4 separate regions of the Homo sapiens genome follow, and regions 1, 3 and 4 are each linked to region 2. Evidence: chromatin loops called from intact Hi-C (ENCODE). Cell type or tissue: mammary epithelial cell. All regions are shown on one strand. Region 1 overlaps LOC107986623 (a long non-coding RNA gene). Region 2 overlaps LOC107986623 (a long non-coding RNA gene). Region 3 has its middle 53 kb from the start of LINC02531. Region 4 has its middle 240 kb from the start of MIR4643.

Region 1 (5,000 bases), 81 kb before region 2:
AGGACATGCAGAAAGTTCTGCCAATGCCTCAGGAGGCTAAGAAAGGCCCCTCTCCCAGTCTGGAGCAGGTCTGAATTGGAGAGCCAAGAGGGTGCACAGTGCTAAGGGAGGGGACAGAATCTAGTCCTGGGGGGTTCTTGGGTCCCTGTGATCTGAAGTGGAGGAGGTGATGCTCACTGCGGGCAGAGGCTCTCATGCTCCCTCCACATGCAAAGTTCAGGGTTCCTTGCTGCTTTCGTTTAATAAAACCTCTCTCTACAACCTTTTCTTAATGGTCTCACTGGGATGATTCTGAAGAGAGAATTTATCAGGTCAGGCAGCAACCTTAACCTCTCCAAATCCAGCAACGTCAGTTCTTCTGCGACAGGAAACTTGGGCAATAAGGACCATGAAAATATCCAGTAAATTACCACGATGCTGTCAGTGCTGATACTGTTAAATTTTGAGTAGGAATTTCACAAATTGACCTTTACTGCACTATATAAAATCATATAACATAACATAGTATAATATAACATCCCTGTGAAGTTCTTGTCAATAAATGATAACCACAAGATTAAAAGGTGGAAAACCCTTATTTTCTTAGGGATATCAAAGTACGTATAAGATTTAGGCATCCTATTTAGTCTCAGGTGTAAGACAATTCTGGTCTGTCTCTCCCTTTCTCTCTGCAATTGTTTTTCTGAGCACACTTGACTGAATGCCCTTGATAACTTAGCAGTAGCCACCTATCATGTGCCTCTTATGATGTGTTGGACATTTTGCATGTATTATTACAGCCAATACTCACAGAAACTCTGCCAAGGTAGGTATTATTATGTCTCATTTACACATTGAAAGTTGAAATCATTTGGAGAGATTTGTTCCAGAGGCAGAGTGGAGGTTCAAGCCCAGGCCTGACAGGTGCCAGAGCTGCAGTCCTCTCTCCACAGATACAGCCACCTCCTAAGAAGGGCTTCCTGCACATGTTTACAACACACCTCATCAGGGTCATTATAAGCTTTCTTTGACAACTAATAAGATTTCAGATATACTTCTAAAAATCAAAAGAGCAATTTTATCAGCAAATACAGCACTTACAAGGGGAAGCAATATTATTAAAAATAATAATATTTTCCAAGTATTGTGATTTAAATAGCCATTACTCCAGTGTGGCAGTATTTAAGATAGTGTTAGCAGGAATCAGTAATGCCAAAAATTAAATATGACATTTACTTTGAAACCAGAGTTTATACAGTACGGTTCCCTTGTCCAAACAGATCAGAACGACACGTCTTTATGTTCTGTCTAAAGATAGTTGTCCTGCTATCACTACACATTTGTCTGGAGTGGGTGGTCTGGGAGATGTAACTGTGTCCCTGCTCGGTAGGCTCAGCAGTTCACAGTGTCTGTTACTTCCAAATGCTGCTCGACTTTTGGCTGTTGGGTTCATCCTCCTACGTTGAGTCAAAGGGGTCAGATAAGTCCTTTGGAATGTCTTGTTCCAAATCACTGCTGCTGTTACTAAGCAAAAGCAAAAACAGTGCAGCCGCAGCCATGTGGGAACTGGCCTCGAGGCTTGAACAGTGGTGGATGAGACAGATGGGCTAATGCCAAGGACAGTTGCCCTACTGGTCACTTTCTTAGAGACTGGAAATAAATGCCATGGTCCCCTGTGCTCCAACTCATCTCTGTGTTGGTGACCTAGACCAAGGGCCATCTGAGCCTAGTGCGAGCATGCTCACATCTTTATGAGCCTATCCTTGCCGGTGTGTTTTTGTGGACCAGTGTCTGTGCCTTTGCACCATGAGCTAATACTCCTGAGATATATTTATCTCAGGAGTCAAGTCAGTTTTTCAGCTGCGCCAATGATTTGGTAGGGGTAAACCTTGAAGCAGGACAATTCTTTTTTTTTTTTTTTTTTTAAATGAAGTAAAACAGCGTGTTAAGTAAGGGCTAATAGAACTAGTGTCTGAAGATGTTTTGTCTTGTAATATATGTGCATCACACAAGGTGGCAGAATAAGCATAAGGCGATCCTCCAAATGCCAGGCGGGGATGCTGCATTGTTTGCAAGGCAGGAGCTGGTCACTAGCCCCTACCTTCACTGCTGCAGCTGCAGCTGCTGCTTCTCTGTGAGTGTGCTCACGTCTGTGTTTGAGGGGAATATGCCACGTAGTTTAATAATTTGCTGGCACCCCATCCTTTGCTTTCCATGAGAAACTGTGTTAGATGATTAGACCGCCCTGGTTTATGAAAATGCATACCTACTCCTGGCTCTGGTTTATATGCTTTCTCTTTGATTGAAAATGCAAGCTCATTCTCCATCAGCATTCTAGTTCAACTCAAGGGCATTGTAAAAGCACAGCCACAGACAGTTTTATAACATAATATCAAATTTTAACTTTTTTCTTCTCCATATAGGGTGTAAATATGAAGTTAAATATTTATTGTTTGTCAAGCATATTAACACTGTTTGTTTCTCTCCATAAGGAGAATTAAAAGTTCCTGGATTTATTTTTAAATTTAATTGAATAGTTAATACTTAATTTTAATCATTATTAATTTAATTTTTAATGTAGTCATTTTTATGGCTGAATTAAATATTTTACCAGACTCAAGCTTGTGAACAAGGCCATTAGCAATTGACTACATAGGACTGTCAGGCCAAGCATCAGAAATACTACAGTAGAAATTTATCTGTACTATTAACCTATTCAGTACAAAGAAATGGGACATCTTTCAAAGTCATGAGGAAAACATTTGATCTCTCAAATAAAAAAAATGGAAGCTACGCATAGGCCCCATTTCTCATATAAAATTCACGTGTCTTAGCTTCAGAAGTTTTAACTGACAACAACTTATTTTCCCAAGTTCTATATGGAAAATATCAGGGTCAGCTATGGGAGGGGATAAAATGCTCATTCTCCATAAAGTAGGTCAGACAATTTGCCAAGCTAGATCACCAGGGAGACAGCTGACTATGGCTGGTCATCTTTGGTCAGTTCTTTCATCTTCTCTTCCCTATGATCACTGTTTTTCAAGGGCTTTCAATACTTCTCTCAAGTTCTGCTGGTTCCTGAATCTGTGTCTCTCCTCTCGCTTAGCTTAAATTGTAGTCCTTATTTCTAGGCTTCTTGCAGTTGGCTGCATCTCATCATTTCCTCCTCCACCTAACACCTACCAGCACTGTGCTGGAGTTAGCTCAGACTGGCTTGGGAAAGCCAATTTTGCATATCTTTTCCCAAGTTCTCAGTCAGTGACGTCAGGTTGAAAGCTTAAATTGGCCATGGTGGGAGTATTTACACCACAAAAATCAGCCAACACCATGAAAAGTCAGGGCTCTTCCCTCCCATCCTCCAAGCCAGTGTACCTGCCCACCACTATGTAAGACCATGGATTCCAATGAAGAACCCCAACTCCAAGTTGATTCTGTCATTTCACACCCCTGAATATGTGGTTAATGGCACACCGCATGAAGTTAATCTTCCATGTGTTAACCTCCCTAACTGGAAAAAAATATATTTATTCACAGAACTGATGGTATTCTTGTTCATGTTTAGGAAAGACAGATGACTGCATTACGCAGCTGGTGTGCCATTTAAACCATTGTGCACACAGCAGCTGGGCAGAGATTTAAATGGAAAATGTCTCCACCTATAGACCATGCCAAAAATGAACTGCAAATGGTCCAAACACCACAGTAAGTTTCGTGAAATGTCTGACACTTCTTCAATATACTGGCTACTCCTAGAGAGCTTGGCATTGTTGCCCAGTGCAGAGAATTGCAAAGTCACTTGATTTTTGAGGGAATTTACAATCTGCTTTATCTTGTGGGTTTTTGTTCCTCTAAAAAGAGATGTCCCAACTTTCTGCACTACATTGGAATCTTTTCTCCTAGAATTCAAATAATCTGTCAAGGTCAAGTATTCAAAGTGTTCAAAAATTCATAAAAATTCAGAACATTCTTTAATCTGGAATTCAAAGCCCTCTCCAATATTTTTCCAGCCTACTTCCCAATCTGTTGTTCTCTGTGATTTCTGACCACTCCATCTTTGCTCACACTGTATCTTCCGCCTGAAGTGTTTTTTATTTAATCTTCTCTATTTTATTAAAACTTTATCCTGTTTCAAGGCGGATGTGAAAATCCACCCCTCTATAACGCTTTCCTGATTTCCCCACTTGGAAATACATATGTTCTTCACAGGACACTTACAACAGTTTCTATACCTGTTAGGTTGCTTACTAATTTTTATATTTGCACATGTGTTTTATCTTCCTTACTAGATTTGAAAACGTAAGCCGTGCGTGCTGGTTATTAAGCTATTGACTCTCTGCTCAATTTGCCCTTTTTCACTCTGCATATGAAGCTGGGGCTGATACTATGCAAACCATACGTCTGGTTTGCTGGCTGCTTCCTGTCAGGGGCACCAGGTGGAGAAACTGGAAGGAAGAGGTGGGAGGGAGACGGAAATTGTTTCTTCCTGTTTGCTTCATGTTCCTGAAAACGATATTCCAAGGATGGCACATCACTCAGTCAGTAGCAGTTGGTTCCAGCCTGCAGCTTCTCTCCAAATGCCAGAACCCACCTCATAGTGTCCCTCAGAGGCACCAGCATCATCCATGTTTCTCAGGCATCTGGACCCCAGCTCCTTGAGGCCTGTCCTGTGAGCTTTGCTAAGTAGAAGCCCCTGCTCAGATATTAGAGCCCAGCTCTGAGTGGGCCCTCCTCTAGCTTCTAGGTCCTTCCCTATGTTTCCTCAGCCCAAGAATGCACCGCGTCTTGCAATTATGAAGTCTATGTTGCCCCAACCTTCCTTCTAAAAGGTCGTTTCGGTTCTCTAACACCCGCATTATCAATTCTCTATAATAAATACCCTGTTGAAATATCCAGTGTGGTTTGTCTGTTCCTGACTGGACCCTGAATGCTACACAATGACCGATCCATCTGGTTTCCTCCTTTGTCCAACCCCTAACCCAGTTCCTACCAGTGTGGTTTGCACACAGTAATTCCTTAATAAA
Region 2 (5,000 bases):
AATTCTGAGGCTATTTATAAATTGCTACACAACTGGTTTAGTGTTTCCCAGAGTGGCCTTGTAGTATTGGGAATAATGTTCCCAGGATGCTCAGTGAAGACAGGATTCCCTTTGAAGATAACTTTGGGAAATATCACACCACTCTCTCAGAAATAGACATTGCCCACTTGCTTAGGAAAGGCTCTTAGAAGTCCTGCATAAAGCAACCCACTTGACTTTGTCTAAACCATCATTTCTGTTTTTCAAGACGTTTTGATCACACAGCTTCTGATTCCCCTCTCACCCCAAGTAAGACCATTTTATAACCTATGGAACGGAAAAAGAAACTCCAGATAACACATATGTTTATTTTTCAACCAATTATATGTATATATTGTGAAGCCTTCCTCCCCTCACCCCCTGCCCCTGATTTCCTACTCCTTCCCAAGCGTTGACTATTTCTCTTTGCTGAAATAAGAACTTGAACATATACTACTTGCACACATTTGATGGCTGAAACAAGGCGCCAGGGATACTTGGGTTGCTTTCTGAGTTTATCAGTAGGTAGGATTCAGTAAAACCATGGAAGTTTGTTCTAAATGAAGAAAACATCAGTCAGAATTGTGTAGAGTCCAAAAATAAATTTAATTTCATTACTTCCAATGGATAACTTTATTTCTAGAATGCTGCCTAGGAAAGAACCTTGGGCAAGCCTATTCTATTACTAGAAAGGGATCATTTATAATTACAATAGCATTTGTTTGTCTGCTGAATGTACCTAAATTGCCTGAAAACTACTTACTTGCTCAATCAGTTAAACATTTTTCTCTTTGGAAATATTAATTTGCTTAGCAAATTCACTTTTCCTAGGTACAGGGAAGTAATCTTCAGCCACTTTTCCCCTAGCTAGAGGAAAGGTAAACTTTAACCTAACCATTTTTCTAATTATCACACGTTTTGAATTAATGGGGTCCAAATTAATTAAGGTTTTATTATAGTTTCATCCTTAGGAGACAAGGTTTCATTTCCCTCTTTTGAGATATTTTCCATCTGAATCAAAAGAAGATTAACCTCACTACTCTCATTGCTTGAAGCCAATGGGTTTCAACTTCTTTTTTCCCTCCTCAATGTACCTGAGGGTTACGGAACACTCCCTCTGTAAGGAAAAGATGAGGTGTGTGGGGGGCTATAATTAGGAAAATCTCCCCAGGTGATTCTGATAAGCTCCCTGCCCCTTCTTAAGAATCCTGGCATTAAGGCTTTGATTAAAAACTTGTAACCCTCAGGCAAGAGTGGAATTGGGGCGGGAAGGGCAGTGGAGGCCCTGACAGGACTCCAGCTAAGCAAGTTGGCAGGGGGTTTTGTCACAACTGGTCAGCTAAGGCATGAAGAAGCACAAAGATAACAGGTCAGCCAACAAGCATAAGGCAGAAGATTGCCATAAGCATTTTTAGCATGATTAGCTGTCTCCACCGTATGTACTGAACACTAGCTGCTGATAACCCAGGAGCAGCTGGGAGGAAGGAGGCTGAAGACCTCAGAACAAAACCTGCCTTTGGGGCAAGCAGGGACAGAGACTGACATTTAATCTGCTTGATGCTGGATCTGTGAATGAGATGGAAAAGTAAACTGCATCCAAGTACTTTCCCACTTTCTCCAATCTAGTCCACAGTAACCTGAGGTCTGTGATACAGAAACATCCTGCTAGATATGGGTTCATAAATGATATAGATGTGTACAAACCTTAGAAGAGGCTAAAATGTGATGTTTAGAAGAATTTATCTGTATAATAGAATATTAAGAGAGTCATCAATTAATATTAGGAGACTCACCATAGTCCTTGTTTTCAGTTCCTCTTATAATCTATCTCTTGAGGGTTTAGACAGAACAGCTGGTAATGATAAACAAACACTCAAAACATTTCTTTTGACTTCCAAGCAAAATATTAAATGAGTAAGGTATATATTTCCTTTGATATTGATGTACTGAATCTTACAGGCTATTAACTAAAGCCCTTTGGGAAATACTTTACCTAATGCTGTTATAGTTTTGTCTGTTCTTATTGTTTTATTCTGTTTAAATAAACTTGGATGTTTGTTTAATTATATCTATATTAATTATATCTATATTAAGTTCCTCCTAACTAGTTGTCCACATTTGATACCGTTGTAGCTATCTTCTAATACACTAACTTGAGGGTAGATCTGTTTAAAGGTGAAGACTGCTATAAAAGAGAATCTTCTCTTTTGTCTTGAGAATATCTGAATGCTTAATAGCTGTTATGTTCCCTTGTCACACTGAATTGAGTTTGGGCAACCAGGATTGGGCTAGTTGCAGCTCTATGAACACGAGCAAATCATTTTAGCTCTTTGGGTTTCAGTTTCCTTATCTGTTGAATATGGTTTCTTCCTGAGGCTGCTGTACGTGATTTTATAGGTCAGTGATACTGAATTAAGTTTCAGGTTTTGGACACTAGATGGTGATGTTGTGTTGCAATTTGAAGAAGTCTTCCTCATCTTAGCCAAGGTCGACACTCAGGCTTCATATTTGCTCAGCTTTTAATAAATACGGTGTATGATTAATGAAACTCTATCCATGAAACATACGTAATTGATCATGGAAATAACACAAATGGAAGAAGAAACCAAAAATAACTCTAGCTCCTTTTTTCATCCTACTTATATGTTAGGCAATTTATAAATCTATTGAGGCTTTAATGGCAGGCCTAGGCTCCTGATGCCCACTTCCTGTTTCTCACTTCTCTCATTCATCCTTTTGGATTCCTAAAACTACTCACCTCAGAAGTGCTTATGAGACTTTAGGCTGCCTGTTGAGATATCAGAAATATACAAATGAATGCAATTTTTGTTCAGAAAAACCTCCCTATAAGTACATTTCCTCATCCTAAGTCAAACAGCCTGAGAACAGTTCTCTCAGAAGCCTCTTCATGGATGATTTCCTGCTTGTTTACAAATCAGCAGTAGAAGGAGAATGAGTTTACTAAAGTGGTGGCTGCCTTTCTCACTCTTCCTGGGAGTGAATTCTTTTGAGCTCAAAACACAGAAGGACATAAGAGTTCCTAGAACTCCCTTTTTTTGGGTCCTCTGTTTCCTGACTCTGAGTCTGCAGATTTTCCTGATGGTTTTAGGCTGGATGATGGCAATCACATAGCCACTCTACTATGGTTCTCTCATAGCTACTCACAGAGCCACTCTGCTGCAGGATAACTTGCTCATGAAAGGAAATGCCAGATTAAACCCCTTGCCACCCTGGACCTGGGTCCTCCAAACATGGAATAGGTATGTGGGGGAAGGAATGAGTTCATTTTGAGCAATTTAACACATATTTTAATGTAATTATACCCCATTAAAAAAAAGTAGCTTTTCCCCACAGTGGCATACTCCTTTACTGACATGAATGAGTAATTGGAAATGGGGAAGGCCTTTCACTGGCGATCCTGTGTGCTGTCTCAGCAAGATAGCTGTACCAGACGGGGCTGGGGCAGCGATATCACTCTGGTAGGTACCGCTCCCTCAGGCACGGTTGTCCTGATTTATGAAACTGGCAGTTGTCCTGGTTCTTATGATAGGTTGGGTCATCGTATTACATGACCTAACCCTGAATCTCAACCAGAGTGAGTAAATCTCTGCTATCTTTTGGCTAGATGACACAATCAATTGTCACTTTACTTTTCTTTGACTTACATACTCGAACACATAGAACTATAATTCACTTGAGGCTTACAAAAAGAAAAATGGTTTTAAATTTGAAATGTTTCACTCCCAGCAGAAAAAGCTGAAGGAAAATTAACTTGACTCTCATAGTCCAGTAATTTAAGGCTAAGAGAAAAAAGGTCCCTTTATACAGTCCAGAAACATCTACCTTATGGAACATTTTAATTCCTTGGTCTAAGGAACCTAAGGCAGAGATAGGCTCCCGGAGGACCTGAGACTCAGAATTTACAAATTAAATTCTTTCCCATTCATTCAGCAATAGAAGAAATACAACTAAAGAATGCAAAGAAACAAAAAACTTTGAGACAAATGCAAAGGGAACTTGGAGTTAATTTTATATAGCCAGAAGAATGGATTCATAGGGGTAGCACAAAGACCATTTTTTAATGAATTGAGCCTGTACTTGAGTGATAGCAAGGAGATAAATATAATGTGGAACTTGGCATGAATGAATAGAAATCCTCACAGCTACTAAAGCCATGTCTCTTTTAGCTTCATTGTGTAGTTACAACAGAGCAGTTTAAAAGACCAGAATAAATGTGACCTGAACATTTGTCTGTCTTAGGTTTTATGAGTACAATTTGAACTAAACTGTGCCAAATCAGTAAAGAAAACTATGAAAATAAATACGTAATAGTCTAGCATCGTATTTAAAATGTAATATAGCTCACTAACCAAATAGACCCCAGATTTAAAATACATTTCAAATATTATTTAGGGTATTTTGGGATCATTTTTTTTCCCAGGTACAGCAGATAATGGCAAATTCAGTAGGACTTGGTAAGAGAATTTCATCAGAAGCAATAAACAGGCAGAGTGAAAACTGATTATATTCTGATTTATGTAGTTCATTCATGTTCTGAGCTGTTTGTTCTGGCAAATGTACATTCCCTGATTCAAAAATTTCTATAAAGGTGATTTGGTTCAAAAAAAAGGTTTTATGTCTAGGGACCATACAGATTTTAATCATCTTCTTTGTGCTCTGTTCTGTGTCTTCTTTGTGAGGCTTTTCTACCCTTCAGCACTATTGTTTCTCAAGGATGATTTTTATCAAGAAAAACACGCAGAGAGTAGAAGAAGATTTAAATCTTAGTAGAGGTTTATTTTAGTTTATTATTATTTTTTAGTTTAAGCTGGCTTGGTGAAATTAAAAACAACAACAACAACAACTCTTCCCAAAGCAAATGTAGTATTTGAGAATAACATAGGAATGGGTCCCTAACACATGAGCAATTATTATGGTGAGGAGTGAGATTCTGTTCACTCACTGCAAGAAGGGGATGCTTT
Region 3 (5,000 bases), 1.8 Mb after region 2:
GTTTTTAAAAGAGAGACATCTAAGAAAAAATGAATATATTATGTTTGAAAGTAAATCTTGAAAATAGATCTAAAAAGGAACCCCCAAAGTATGCTTAATTCTTTTAGAAAGCATTTAAAGTAATTATTAATTTCAAAGATTAATACGTAATGATAAAATCTGAATCCATAGATAAATAAACATCATAATATGGATGTATTAATAACATAACTGAAAAATGTATAAGTAAAAAATTGGCATAATTACAAGAGGAAATAGGAAAATCACAACATAGAATATTTTAAAATTCAAATCCACCAGGTAATTGATAGGCTAAGCAAAACATAAATGTATAAGGCTATAGAAGATTTGAATCACACTGTTAGCAAACTTGATCTAGTGAATATATATGCAATCCTAAATCCAACAATTATACCATTTGTAAACATACATGGAGTATTTTTAAAACAAACATAGACCCTAGGTCTATGTTTTTCTGTATAATAGCTACTAGCCACATGTAGCTATTTAAATTTTGAATTAATTAAAGTTAAATAAAAGTAAAAATTCAGTACTTCAGTCATAGTCACATTTGAAGTACTCAATAACAACATGTGGCTACTATATTGGACAGTACAGAATATGACATCATTGAATACAGTTCTACTGTGTAACAGTGCACTAGGAAAAATTATAAAGATGTTTCTGCAATGTTACTCATACAGGTAATTATTACAAATTCAAAGAAATGATTTTCAACTTTGAAAGAGAAAATGTCCCTTTTTTTCTAACCCAATCTTTTTAAAAAAGGTATATCTGGTCTTAAAGTTATTTCAGGGGTTTGGCATACTGGAAAAAAAATAAATCAATGAGTAAACTAGAAATGAGGATTGCATTATACACGAAATCTAATAAAAAATGATCAAATGATTTTAAGTAAATTACAAAAGATTAGAAAGAAATGGTGAAGAGTCATACCTATTAACTAGTGCCCCTTAGAGAAGAAAAAGTATGATTGACAAGTTTATTGCAGCACTATTCACAACAGCCAAGATATGGAATCAACCTAAGTGTTCATCAATGCATGAGTGGACCAAGAAAATGTGATACATAGAGGCATAGTATTCAGCCATAAAAAAGAATTAACCTGTGCCATTTGCAATAACGTAGATGGAACTAGAGGCCATTTTGTTAAGTGAAACTTAACATCAAGTACAAGTACTCAGCATCTTGTACTTTTTCTGCACATTAAAAAAGTAAAACAAAACATTTGCAACATGCATTAAAAACACTGTTTTTAGAGTATTTATGAATACCACTTACAATATTCAAATATTCCTCATGTCCAGAGTTTCCCTAAATGCTGTGACCTGCTTCTGTATCTTCACGTTTTTTTTTTTGTTGTTGTTTGTTTGTTTTTGTTTGAGACGGAGTCTCACTCTGTCGCCTAGGCTGGAGTGCAGTGTCGTGATCTTGGCTCACTGCAACCTCCGCCTCCTGGGTTGATGCCCTTCTCCTGCCTCAGCCTCCCAAGTAGCTAGAACTACAGGCACCCGCCACCATGCCCAACTAATTTTTTGTATTTTTAGTAGAGACGGGATTTCATCATGTTAGCCAGGATGATCTCGATCTCCTGACCTCGTGATCTGCCCTCCTTGGCCTCCCAAAGTGCTGGGATTACAGGCATGAGCCACCGCGCCGGGCCGTATCTTCACTTTTTATAGCCATTAATTGCTCCAGAATTACCTTTGTATTTTTAGCCAGTTCCCTGAAATCTATTCATCTAGCATTGATATCATGAGCCTTAGCCTTCAACGCTGTGCTTGATTCTATAAAATTCCTGTTTCAAATTTCCATAAAGCTCTTAGAAAAAGAGATGGTGTTGCATAACTGCTGCAACTGGGTTCATATCAAGTATCGTTGAGTATAAATAATAAACTAAGTATAGAATTTTATTTTTTTTTTAGATGGAATCTAACCCTGTCCCCCAGGCTGAACTGTAGTGGCACAATCTCAGCTCACTGCAACCTCCGCCTCCCAGGTTCAAGCGATTCTCCTGCCTCAGCCTCCTGAGTAGCTGGGATTACAGGTGACTGCCACCACACTTGGGTAAGTTTTGTATTTTTAGTAGAGAAGGGGCTTCATTATGTTGGTCAGGCTGGTCTTGAACTCCTGACCTCAAGTGATCTGCCTGCCTTGGCCTCCCAAAGTCCTGGGATTACAGACTTGAGCCACCATGCCCGGCTGGCAGATAATTGTTTTTTAAATAATATACTTAGCCAGGTGTGGTTGCTCCCACCTGTAATCTAAGCACTTTGTGAGGCTAAGGTGGGAGGATTGCTTGAGCCCAGGAGATCCCGACCAGCCTGGGTGACACAGCGAGACTACCTCTACAAAAAAATTTAAAAATCAGCCAGGCTTGGGCCTATATTGCCAGCTACTCAAGAGGCTGAGGCAGGAGGATCCCTTGAGCCCAGGAGGTAGAGGCTGCAGTGAGCCATGACCACACCACTGCACTCCAGTCTGGGTGAAAGAGGGAGGCCCTGTTTCAAACAATAATAAACTTAATAATTAAAGTATGGTTGAGCCAGAGCAATACTGAGAACAATCTGTAGAATGCTCTTACATCACTAATCTAGGACGCAAACAGAATCTGATCTGTCTGAAAGATATTTTTCTCTCTAATAATGAAGCAACATTCAGTAAATGCTTGCTTATTCACTCAATATGTTTTGTGTGAATACAGTACATCAACATTTAAAGAACATTCCTTTCCAGAATTAGTGTGCAAAGGAATTCTTGCATTATAGAAGCATAACCTTAGTGACCTGGGGATATTTATTCACTTAGAAAATGAATTTACTACAGCAATAAATAGGTTCCAAATTATTCAATAAAAAGGAAACTATCTTCTCTAAATTTTTTATCAATATATACCCTTTGCTGATTCCTCATTATAATGCTGTCAATATTCAGAGGGAAAAGATCACAGAAAACAATTGCAGAACCTACAGCTTCAGGAGGATATTTACCATTTGAAAACACTGCATTGCTCATAGTAGATTGGTATGTTTCCCTCTAGTGGTTAAAAGGCACTTAACTGCATCAACTAAGTCACCTTTTGAGAAACAAAGCAGGAATTGAGAACGAGGCAGCATTTAGTGAGGCAAAAATTAACATGGTCTTAAATTAAATGATTTGCAAGTAGAATCAAGTGTGGTTATTATGGAGAAACTAATTCATAGTTTAAATACCTGATCAGTTTCCATGGGATGAACAAGGACAGAGAATATTTTAAACTCTGGCTGATGAGAGATGCTGATGATGAGTAAGGAAATGAAAATCAGAAGGGGAAACAATTAAAATACTTAGTAAAACCAATTCATTTTAATGTGGCACAAGATTAGTAATGAAGCAAGATTAGCCATTTTTAATACCATGTTGCATTACTTATTTTAAAATCCCTTATTATAATAATTTCATTTTTGAAAAATCCAAATTCATGTGCTGGCTTTATTTCAATGAAGACTGACTGCATTTCTCTTGTGACTCTGCAGTCTCAGGGCGGACAATGTTCTACTTCATAAGGAGGAAAGCAGTGACACTCTAATCACAGTAATCGTTTGTCAAAATACATCATCAGGCCTAAGACATTCCACTAAACTACTCAAGGTAGTTTATCCTAGACATTGGTTGCATTTAACTATTTAAAATGCCAGACAATTACATAAAAGACTCTATGTGCCTTCTAAAAACTATGTGCATGTTAGGATATTGACCATCAATTCCACAGCAAAATGCCACACCAGCTCCAAATAGGCACACTGGGGTTCCTTGAGCAATCAAACTTACTGAAATTAAGGGTCAAAAGATCAGCACTGTAACTTTAGGCAACCCAGGGGAAGACAACAATCTTCCACCTTTGTTGTATTCTGTGAACTGGCCATGATCACAGAATGTGAAAACCGGCTATCAGATCACAGGATCATTTCTCCGCCAGAAAGCACCTGCAGTTATTATGTACAAAAGAAACTCACAATGCCAGGCTTTCAGAAGCACATAAAGCTAGCTGTCCTCTCAATTTCTCATAGGGAAATATGTGCATTCTAGAGCAAAGAAAACATCTATGATAGAGACATGCACATATAAACCTTTCCCAACTCAACTGCTCAGAGTTTGGTTTACGCAATGAATTATTGAAGGAGTGTGAAAAAAAAAAAAAAGGTAAAAACAGAAGCTTGAAATTATCAGCTTATCACCCATAAAAAGGATATAGACCCTCAATGAGGAAGGCTGAATAAAAAGAAACAATTATTCTACAACTCCTCTTTGTGTTGAACAGGTAATAAACAATGTGGCCAATAAATTTATCTTACCCTTCTAAGGCAAACAAAAACAGATGGAAATAGAACTGCATGCAATTATTGATAATTTACTTCATATATTTATTCATTGTCCACAATGAGCTATAGAGAAAATATAAGGGAAATGGCTCCAGCCTTCTAGAAAATGAAATCAAAAGGAGAAATATATAAATTTGCTATTTTAATTTTTATTTTATTTATATTTAGTAGCAACTAAGCAAAGCTACAGAGATTGAGCAGAGGTTTCATGGTTTTTCAGAAAACTTGGAGATTACAAATTGTGAAACCCAAAATATGAAAATTCACAATATACATCTTCCATATTGTGGTCAACCAAAATATATTACACAGAAAATATGTTAATTACTGAGTCATGTCAGGACAAAGAAAGGATATACAGAACATGTTAATTAAGGCTCATGCAAAATATCATGTGTAAAAGCCTTCAACCAATAATAGAACACTTTAACAATCTGGGATTATTTTAGTCTTATTTTGATTTTTTTCTGACTTTCTGTTGAATTTAGAAAACAATTTATAAAGTCTGAAACATTCCTCAATCTCTTTGGCACAGATGAAGTTGCTAGGACAGGGATAATTTTTTGTCATGTGTTCTAATAATATCTATTGAACAAACTATTTTAGTGACCCAAAATA
Region 4 (5,000 bases), 340 kb after region 2:
GGAAATGTTTATCTTTTCTCCTTGTTTCACGTGGTTATTCTAAAGTTCAAATGACATAATATATAATACTCTAAACATTAAAAATCACTATATACATGCTATGTGCTATTTAATTTTTCAAGCTAAAGGATAAGGAACAAATATCAACAAAACTGCAAATTGGAGACCTTTTCCTTAGTGAATCTCATTGGCCACAATTGGATCACATGGCCATAGCCTAGTAATGTAAAAGGCTGGGAAGTGAGTTTCTAGCCCTTTTGGTGGAAGATGAGCCTTGCCAGGTAAAAGAAAGGGAAGAGGAGATAGGAGGCAGTGGCCGCTGGGTAGGCAACCTGCTGGGTCTGCCTCATGAGGTAAAAGTAGGTGTCAGGGGGCATAGAATAGGCACTAGCATCACACCTGCAAGGATGTTTCCCCTTAGGAGGTAGTGATCACTAGCTGGGGAAGGGCAGGGTGGAAAATGTGAGGGCGGCCTCCAGAGGAGGCCTGGAAGCTGAGCAAGCATGAGCAGGATGAGAATAGAGAAAGATATCTAATATGGCCAGTGCAATGATGGGGGTGTGGGCCCAACCCAAATCAGCTTCCTAGGGCCTGTTGAGGAGTTTTGACATTAAGAGAAATGGAAATCCACTGGAAGGATTCAAGCAGGGGATGGGGGTAGGGGGCCATAACTGGATTATGGTTCCTCTCCAGGGAGCAGTGTTTATCATTGTAATTTATTGGTTTGTTTTTGCAATTAGGAGAAAGGATGGGAGAAAGGTTGGGAAACTAAGTGGTTATAACAGATCAGATTCAACCAATGATAGGCCGCAAGCCAAATCCAGCCCTCTGCCTGCCTTTGTATGGCCCCAAGATAAGAATAGTTTTTATAATTTTAAATTTGAAAGACAATCCAAAGAAGAGGAATATTTTGTGACATTTGAAAATTATATGACATTCAAATTGCAGTGTTCATGAATAAAGTTTTGTTGGCACACAACCATGCTCATTCATTTGTGTATCATCTATGACAACTTTCACGCCACAGGCAGAGCTGAATGGTTGCAGCGGGGCCCTTTTGGTCTGCAAAGCATCAAATATTTACTATTTGGCCTTTTACAGAAAATATTTGATATCAGTGATGAATTTTCCAGGTATCACTAAGTTTAACAACATAAGAACTCCTCGATAAAGGGTGGAAGCACTTATCCCTGTACTTACAAGATCTGCTTTTAGGATGAATAGTACAGTTATTTATGTAGATACTGAGTGAGGTAAGTAAAATGTACTGTATCTGTTGTTACACTCTGGTGGGAGAGGTAGACATCCAGCAACTCTTTACACAGAATATATATATTTAAAAGTGTCATAATAGAAGGAGAGGTTACTGTGATTTAACATAATTTCCTTTCTAGTCAAGGGGAGAGCCTCTTTGAGGATGTCACATTTAAGTTAAAGAATGGCCTATGAAAGGTCTAGGCAAAACTTTCAGACAGAGGGAAGAGCAAGTGCAGGCAGGGCTGAACTGGGCACGGGGTGTGTTCAAGGAGCTTAAAGAAGGTGATATGGCTAAAGCATGGTGAATGACTGAGACTAGGCAAGGGCTGGGCTGGGCAACAATTTGTAGATCAAATGTTAAAGATGTTGAGAATACAGTGGGAAGCCTTGGAAGGGTTTTGAAAGAGTAACATGACTGGATGTACTTTTCAAAAGAACACTCTGATCTCCTTCTAAAGAGTAGACAGATACGGCAATAGCTGGAGGGGCTGTGGGGACACGGAGGACAGAAATGATGGAGTAAGTTTTGACTATTGAAGGGGAATATGTGGTAGAGAGAGGGAGGTTGAGAGCTCAGGAAATAGGCAACACCTAGTGGAGTGAACTCTAAGAGGAAAGGGCTTCCTAGACATTAGAGGTGAGATGGTTCATCTTTGCCACTAGAGGGAAGAAGGGGGAAGGATCTCAGAAGTACATTTTAACTCTAAAGCCCATCCCCTTTTCTGAATTCAGTGCTACCTAAGAAACTTCCTTCAGCTTTTTTTCTAATTAAATCAAGGTCTGAGGAGGTCAGCAAGCAGCCCATTATTTTTTCACTAATATTAGTTTTATTGTATGGTGTCTTAATCATGCTACATGTTATTTCTCTCCCCCTCTTTACTCTTTCTTCTCTGTTAGACTCTGTTTCCTGCTTCAGGCATTTGGAACAATCCATACATGCAGTGGAGATCTCTGCAAATATCCTCAACCATGTTATAATTCTTCTATCCTTTCTATTCTCCTTTCATCCTCTTTTTCTTACTTCCTCTATGGGACTTCTCATATTTTGCCTTCTCACTTTCTTTGTCCTCATCTCCCCCATGATTATAGGTGCTGCACCCTTTTTTCCTAATCTGCTAACAGCTCTAGCTATGAGGTACCAGAGGAATAACAAATACATGTTACATAGGTAGATAGATATCACAGACAAAAATTTGTTTAATTCAGAATGAAATTTTACTAACTTCCATTTTAATAATTTAAAAAATATTTTAGGTTTTCTATCTCTCCTATCTATTCTCCTACCAAGAAATGCAAAGAATTCTAAGATTTCTAATTCCCATTTTAATAATGTAGCAATAAATTGTTTTTTTATTGTATGTTTCTATTATTCTTGTTTTACATCTACGATTAACCATGATATAACATCTCACTATCATAGAAAGGAAGTTAGCATTATGCTGATTTTAAGTTATGGAGAGAAGTTTTCCAAACGTACTAAATTAGCCAAATGGTATTCCTTTTTCAAGTGATGACAGTTAGAGTTAAGGTTAATTTCCTATTAGGATTATTCTATTATCCCTTGTTTGTCTCTAAAATTTCCACTAAGAACACTTACTTCCCCTTACATAAGGAACACCTGGGGTTAATGGAGAGCTGTGGTTAGAATTCTACAAAGGACCCAGGTGAATTAGGCAAGCTAAGGTTTGCTTTGTAGCCAAAGTCAGAGGGAAAGAGGGAGGTGTTACCAGGTGTAGTAAAGTTTCTGTCACCTTCAGAGACTAGTTTATTGGCTGTTGAGTTCCTTCTCTATTCCTATCTTTTTGCTTCCGAGTTTGGTTTTGTAATGACTGTGTTTCTTTCATAGGTCTTGTTTCCTTTACCTACCTCTTCTGAGGTTCTAATTCTAGTTGCATCCCCATTCTGACAATCTCATTTTGACTGCTGTCCATCAGCTCTGGACTTCCAGATCTTAGAATGGGTGCTGGCATAGTATTACCCTGTCATAGTGACCTCTGCCCTAGAACGTCCACAGAAACTTGGTATATAAATACGATATGCAGGCGCCACATCAGTACCTGAGATGCTGGTAGCTGAAGAGTACAATTGTAGTCCTATTTACATTAATACTCCAATTCTAATGGCTTCCGTCTCCTACATCATTGACTCTAGTATCTCCAGCCTTTTATGGTGTCTACTTTCTATGTACCTTTGATATTCCACTGATGCTAACATATGCTTATGAATCCATCATTATCACTTGCCACTGAGGCTGAGTCCTCCAATCTCATCAGTTGCACAGAGGAACAAATCCAAGAGGCAAATCATTTCTGTTGCTGTTGCTGCTACCATCACTCTGCCTGAGCTGGAGTCCAGTTAATTGGCAACAGAGCTGGAGCTAAGTGGCTATAGCCCTTGCCATTACTCTTACAATGTTAGAAGAAAAATGTCCTTCTTGCATAATGCTCAATGAGGGAAATGCATGAGAGAGTTCCATTTCAAAGCTGTCTGAGTTCCAGAATGTTATGGCATTTAGTAACACAACTCTTCCATTTATATAATTACCAATACACATTTTCAGCATTGATGAATCTAGACAAGTTTTAGTATTAGCTCTGTGATGGCCTTTTGTTGTGTTAACTTGGCTAGACTGAACTACAGTCCCTAAAATTCTATATCTACTATGTTTCTAGGTAGTGTGGGCTATAACTTAGGAAGCGGCGATGACCATTTTATGACTCACACCTCTCTTCTCCCTGTTACTCAGTCAAACACTAATCTAGGTGCTGCTGTGAAGGAATTCTGTCAATGTGATTATAGTCACATGTCAGTTACTTCAGGTGAATCAAAAGGGATACTATCATTGTTGGGCCTGACTTACTTAATTCTAGGGCTTTAAAGAGGGCTTAAGCCTTCTCTGAGCTCAGGGACTCAACACAGCAGCTGGACATGCAGTTACTCTCTCTTTCTCCTGGATCTTCCTTCCTGACTGGTGCCTATGGACAACACACTGCAGCTTGTGTTTGTGGGGTTCTGGCCTGCTTGCAATCCTTCTTCCCTGACTGATCACCTTACAGACTTTGAATTTGAATAGCTGGCCCCCCAAATTGCTCATTGTCTGTATAAATTCATTTGAATCCTACTTATTCAGCTTCTCTAGTTGAGCTGTGACTGATGCAAGCTGCTGCAAACCGCCTCTCTCCTTCTTCTCTTCCATCTTTGGTCCTGCTACTGAATGTGGCTCCCAAGAAGGAAATGCTTTCCTTATGTTGAATACTTTCACAGAAGCTGCCATCTCCCCTCCTCCACACTCTTCCCCAGACTTTGTCTCCACTTGGGCCACCTCAGTCTGTAAATCATCTAAGTCCTGGTGGTAAACATTGTTTGAATACATTCTCAAAACGCACCTCGATCCAGCATAAATAGAGATATGATGGGAGAGATGTTGTCCAACACCACCAGTAAGGAATATTATTTTGGTTGGAATTTCACAAAGATTTGAAAATTCAGGCATCACTGGGAAATTTCTTTTTCTGTGTGATTTAATCATGAAGCAATTTGAGGAGATGACCTTTTTCCATAGATGTGGTATCCAAATGCATAATAAGTGTTAATGCAGAAGATGCATTAGTAGCTACTTTTGAAGAAACCAAGACGTCTTGTAGAATAGCCAGAAAGTTAGATGTGTTTTTCATGTGACCAAATGGCATTTAAAGAAAATGGAGGTAAACAGAATTTTTTTCCAAGTGAAAATAGCTAACTTT

The links. A loop is a pair of places that touch in the nucleus more often than their neighbours do. Peaks named below come from ENCODE experiments on the same cell type or tissue, not always from the same donor. Only the 100,000 strongest peaks of a DNase experiment are listed, where the experiment ranks them.
Region 1: it touches region 2 in a loop (5-fold over the local background); 2 of 110 quality-filtered maps call a loop at or near these places.
Region 3: it touches region 2 in a loop (10-fold over the local background); 7 of 110 quality-filtered maps call a loop at or near these places.
Region 4: a loop joins it to region 2, with 5 times the contacts of the local background. A loop is called at or near these places in 3 of 110 quality-filtered maps.

The regions. Positions count from the first base shown.
Region 1 is chr6:90,857,798-90,862,797 of GRCh38, forward strand. The region is part of intron 2 of LOC107986623 (a long non-coding RNA gene); the gene reads left to right. Among named protein-coding and RNA genes, the nearest start is that of MAP3K7, 270 kb to the left of the region's middle. In mammary epithelial cell, CTCF peaks have their summits at 1,998 (motif pointing right) and 3,633; a DNase peak (open chromatin) is centred at 1,514.
Region 2 is chr6:90,938,592-90,943,591 of GRCh38, forward strand. All of the region lies in intron 3 of LOC107986623 (a long non-coding RNA gene), which reads left to right. Among named protein-coding and RNA genes, the nearest start is that of MAP3K7, 350 kb to the left of the region's middle. In mammary epithelial cell, a CTCF peak has its summit at 2,458 (motif pointing right); a DNase peak (open chromatin) is centred at 2,450; H3K27ac peaks cover 278 bases.
Region 3 is chr6:92,774,277-92,779,276 of GRCh38, forward strand. No RefSeq gene overlaps it. Among named protein-coding and RNA genes, the nearest start is that of LINC02531, 53 kb to the left of the region's middle. In mammary epithelial cell, a CTCF peak has its summit at 3,070 (motif pointing left); no DNase peak of the experiment used is centred here.
Region 4 is chr6:91,274,608-91,279,607 of GRCh38, forward strand. No RefSeq gene overlaps it. Among named protein-coding and RNA genes, the nearest start is that of MIR4643, 240 kb to the right of the region's middle. In mammary epithelial cell, a CTCF peak has its summit at 1,923 (motif pointing right); no DNase peak of the experiment used is centred here.